2 separate regions of the Homo sapiens genome follow, and region 1 is linked to region 2. Evidence: read pairs that join two places in POLR2A ChIA-PET (ENCODE). Cell type or tissue: IMR-90. All regions are shown on one strand.

What was found. Peaks named below come from ENCODE experiments on the same cell type or tissue, not always from the same donor. Only the 100,000 strongest peaks of a DNase experiment are listed, where the experiment ranks them.
Region 1: POLR2A ChIA-PET joins it to region 2 with 6 read pairs; 3 of 35 experiments call an interaction of 5 or more read pairs at or near these places.

What each region holds. Positions count from the first base shown.
Region 1 is chr16:4,486,663-4,489,162 of GRCh38, forward strand. The region is part of intron 1 of HMOX2 (heme oxygenase 2); the gene reads left to right. The region is part of intron 1 of LOC124903636 (a long non-coding RNA gene); the gene reads right to left. Among named protein-coding and RNA genes, the nearest start is that of HMOX2, 12 kb to the left of the region's middle. In IMR-90, no CTCF peak of the experiment used is centred here; a DNase peak (open chromatin) is centred at 1,559; H3K27ac peaks cover 449 bases.
Region 2 is chr16:4,947,501-4,950,000 of GRCh38, forward strand. No RefSeq gene overlaps it. Among named protein-coding and RNA genes, the nearest start is that of SEC14L5, 9.6 kb to the right of the region's middle. RefSeq lists an enhancer at 312-1,069. In IMR-90, no CTCF peak of the experiment used is centred here; no DNase peak of the experiment used is centred here.

The DNA.
Region 1 (2,500 bases), 460 kb before region 2:
GCTAATCCAGGCCCAGCTTCCCACTGTTGATTTGGACATACAGGCCTAAGATAAGAGACCGTGCCCAGAGCCACTGGTCACTTAGCACAGGTAGTGGGAAATGGTAGCCAGCAAATGTTTAATTGAATATCTTATGTCTCCTAGACCACAGCTGAGCAAACTAGGCCAAGCTCAAGGTCCTGAGGGGAATGAGGAGCTGAGCTCAGTCCCTTTTGGCCCCCTTTCTCTTTCCCTCCTCATTTTAAGTATGGAAGCTCACTTATTTCCTTTTTGTATTGGCCATTTGTGTAGGGTTTTGTTTGAAAAAGGGCTTGAGGCTGGGCGTGGTGGCCCACGCCTGTAATCCCAGTACTTTGGGAGGCCAAAGAAAGATTGCTTGAGCCCAGGAGTTCGAGACCAACCTGGGCAACATAGTGAGACCCTGTCTCTACAAAAAAATTTTTAAAATTAGCTAGACATGGTAGTGAATGCCTGTAGTCTCAGCTGCTCGAGAGGCTAAGTTGGAAGTATCACCTGAGCCCAGGAGTTGAGGCTGCAGTGAGCTCTGATTGACCCAGTGCACTTCAGCTTGAGCAACACAGCAAGACCCTGTCTCAAAAAAAAAAAAGAAGTTGGGCACAGTGGCTCAGGCCTGTAATCCCAGCACTTTGGGAAGCCTAGGTGGGCGGATCACCTGAGATCAGGAGTTTGAGACCAGCCTGACCTCTAAAACTACAAAATTAGCCAGGCGTAGCCCAGCGGCTCATACCTGTAATCCCGGCACTTTGGGAGGCCGAGGCGGGCGGATCACCTGAGGTTGGGAGTTTGAGACCAGCCTGACCAACATGGAGAAACCCCATGTCTACTAAAAATATAAAATTGCTGGGCGCAGTGGCTCACACCTGTAATCCCAGCACGTTGGGAGGCCGAGGCGGGTGGATCACAAGGTCAGGAGATCGAGACCATCCTGTGAATGGCGAAACCCCGTCTCCACTAAAAATACAAAAAATTAGCTGGGCGTGGTGGCTGGCGCCTGTAGTCCCAGCTCCTTGGGAGGCTGAGGTGGGAGAATGGCGTGAACCCGGGAGGCGGAGGTTGCAGTGAGCTGAGAACACCAGCCTGGGAGACAGAGCGAGACTCCGTCTCAAAAAAAAAAAAAATTAGCCGGGCGCGGTGGCATATGCCTGTAATCCCAGCTACTCGGGAGGCAGAGGCAGGAGAACTGCTTGAACCCGGGAGGCGGAGGTTGCGGCGAGGGGAGATCACGCCATTGCATGCCAGCCTTGGCAACAAGAGCGAAACTCTGTCTCAAAAAAAAAAAAAAAAAAAAATGTAGCCGGGTGTGGTTTTGCATGCCTGTAATCCTAGCTACTCAGGAGGCTGAGGCAGGAGAATCACTTGAACCCGGGAGGCAGAGGTTGCAGTGAGCTCAGACCGTGCCATTGCACTCCATTGTTTCGCTGCAACGAGAGGGAAACTCCATCTCAAAAAAAAAAAAAAAAAAAACAGGCTTGAGTATACCTCTCACAGCCCTGGAGAATGCCTGAGCTGTTGGACAGTTGCCTTTTCCATTATGTCTGCTTTTTTCTAAAGCTATTCATTCATTGTTGCCTAATCATGTCCTCAGTCAGTAGTTGATGTTCTGGGCTATTTGAATTTCCTCTGAATAATGATTAATGGAGATAATGATGTTTGACCAGTTCTGGGAACTCTTGGGAATTAAAGGAATTAAACTCTTGGACATTAAACTTCACTTTAATGTGTATAGTTGTGGGTGCTGCCCCATTGGAGAAGATTGTGACAGGAAGTTACACAGTTTTACAGCAAACTGCTGGGATTTTTTATTTTTTTTTCAGTAAATTATGATAACTGTAGCATTTTCCTTTGCAATAATGATAACCTAAGGCCTTGGTGTTTCCTCTAAAATGTACATAGATACAGGATGTGGGTTTGTTACAAAGTTGTATAACTATTGCCTTTTTGTGGCTGACCCCTTCCCTAGAGAACAACATGAAGAGACCTTGCTGCTGCTATGAAACCCAGACTCTAAGGACAACTTGGGGGACATTGGATATTTTTTCACAGATGTAGACATCAAGGAGTCAGTGGTTTGTGTATGCGTTGAGTGGAGAAGGCTGGCAAGCATTTGCTACCATGACTGTTAAAAATGTGCCTGTACATTTCTTTTTTTTTTTTTTTTTGAGACAGGATCTCACTCTGTCACCCAGGCTGGAGTGCAGTGGTGTGTTTTTGGCTCAGTACAACCTCCACCATTGTGGGCTCAAGCAATCCTCCTGCCTAGGACTCCTGAGTAGCTGGGATGACAGGCATGTGCCACCACGCCCAGCTAATTTTTGTAGTTTTTTTGTAGAGACAGGGTTTTTGCCTTGTTGCCCAGGCTGGTATACATTTCTTTATATAAGGAGGGGGCAAGTAACACAGTGTTATGCTACCAATCAGGCTTTCAGAGACCATAAAACAAAATCTAAAAGGTACGCTCTTAGTAGTCATATCTGTGGAA
Region 2 (2,500 bases):
CCAGGAGACAAAGTCTGCAGTCGGCACAGAGTCACCGTCAGGTGGGGGCCCAGGGACACTATGAGGAAAGTGGCCAGACTCCAGTCTGAGGGTGGTTGAGGACCCGGTGAGGAAGGGGAGGCCTTAGCTTGCAGGGCGTCAGGTTCCCTCATCGTGTTTTCTGCATCACTGACATTTCCCAGGAGCCAGGCTCCTCCCCAACCCCCGTGGAGGATCTCGACCTCTTGCCCCCACAATACCTCCCACAAGTCACTCATCCATTTATTGAGCACCTACTGTGTACCCGGCTCTGGGGATATAGTAGCAAACACGATACATCCCTCACATCCTGGGGGCCCCCTGTCTTGGAAGGGAGGAGGGACAGAAAAGCAAACAGATAACCACATTTTTTACAAATGAAATAACCTAAGTGCCCATCAGTGGGGGAAGCGGTGGTAAATTACAAAACTGCCCTAGTCTGGGAGGAATTCGGGGAGGCCTGTGGGCCTCACAGGGAAGCTGAGGGTGTAGCAAGTGAAAAAAGGAAGCTGCCTGCTATTAGGTGTCGTGTTTTGCCATTTCCGCTTCAGAACGGAGCTGCCCTGTGTCTCCGTGAGCTCGTCCTCCACCTGCCTGCCTGCCTGGCTCTGCCTCCACTCTTTGTTCACGCTCTCTGCTGAGCTCAAACATTCCTGCTGGGCCCAGGCAGCCAAGCCCCCATCAGCCGCCTCCCAGGCCATTCTCTAATCACAAGCTCAGGCTTAATCCCCACACACGCCCAGGACTCCGCTCTGGGCAAATACTCCTCCTTTCAGCCCTGGAGTCCCTGACCTCCCGCTACCCAGACCATCCTGTCCCCTGTCCCCAGCCAAAAGGCCCCCCTCCACTGGTTGGGGGTGGGGAGACCTCAGTGTAGCCTTGTCCAATAAAACTGCCTGTGACAATGGAAATATTCTGTATACATGGAGGCGGCAAGCCACATGTGGCTACTGAGCACGTGAAATGTGACTAGTGCAACTGAGGAATTGAATTGTTAATTTTTAAAAATTCATTTTAATCCATTAATTTATTTTTTGTAGAGATGGGAGATTCTCACTGTGTTGCCCAGGGTGCCTTGAACTCCCGAGCTCAAGCCATCCTCCGGACTAAGCCTCCCACAGTGCTGGGATGACAGTCGCCTGCCGCCACGCCCAGCCTGAATTGTTAATTTTATTGTTTATGTGTATTGTTATTTATGTAAATATAGAGCATATTCATATTTACAGAATTTAATTAATGCAAACGTAAGTAGCAGCGTGCATCTGGTGGCTGTCGCAGGGTCCACCTGGGCCCAGGCATGGAGAAGAGGACAGCTCGGGTCCCTGGTCCTCTTCTTGGCAGGGGCAGCCTAGAGGGGCTGGGTGGCAGCTGAGGCCTCAGGCACTGAGCTGGGGGGTCCCTGGAGTCGCTGTGTTGATGGGGCTGAGCTTTGGGTGTTGGTGCCTGTGGCCCCTCCCCAGCGGCCAGTCCCTTGTTCTGACCCCTGCTTGGTGGTCAGAATCACACACTGAGAGCTCCTGAAGACCTGAGCTGACCTTCAGGTGGGACTGTCCGGCTCCAATGACAAGAGGTCGTTTTCCCCAGGTTCCTCTGTCTGCATCCGCTCCACGGATGCGCTCTCTAGGAACAGCTTCCCCTTCCTGGTTCTCCTGGGTCTCCCTTTCCATTCCTACAGCATCTACCTGGGCAAGAGATCTAGGGTCTCACCCCCTCACCTCCAGATTCCTGAGGTCACTTTGGTGGCCTCCCTCCTCCTGGCTCCTCCTCCGTGCTCTCTGCACCCTTCCCCCTCCTCCACCGTGGTCAACTACAATCTATTCCCAACACAGCAACCAGAGGGCTAAAGTGAAGTCAGCAGACTCCCCTGTCCCATACCTCCCAGACACTCTGAGTACCTCAGCATCAGAGCCAGATAACCCATGAGACCCCCTCCCTCAGGCTCCCCTCAGAGTCTGCTCTCTTCCCCGCCACTTCCCTCCCACTAACTCTACCCCCGATACACTGACCGCCTCCCCAATACTCAAACACGCCAAGTATGCTCCTGCCTCAGGGCCTTTGCATCGGCTGCCCCCTTGGCCCCACTCTCTACGTGGACCCCCTGCTCTTCTTCCAAGCCTTTGTGCCAAGTCACCTTCTCAGCGCAGCCCACCTGGTCCCTACATTGTAATCTGCCCTGCACTTCCCACCCTCTTTCCCTGCTCACCAATCATGGCACTCAGTGCAATCTAACCCACAACAGAAGCCACTCACGGATACAAAAAAATAAGCCAGGTGTGGTGGTGGGCGCCTGTAATCCCAGCTACTCAGGAGGCTGAGGCAGGAGAATCGCTTGAACCCGGGAGGCGGAGGTTGCAGTGAGCTGAGATCGCGATTCTGCACTCCAGCCTGGGTGACAGAGTGGGACTGTGTCTCAAAAAAAAAAAAAAAAAAAAAAGGGGAGTGAAGGCCTGACATGCGCTTCAGCATGGTTGACCGTGAGCAC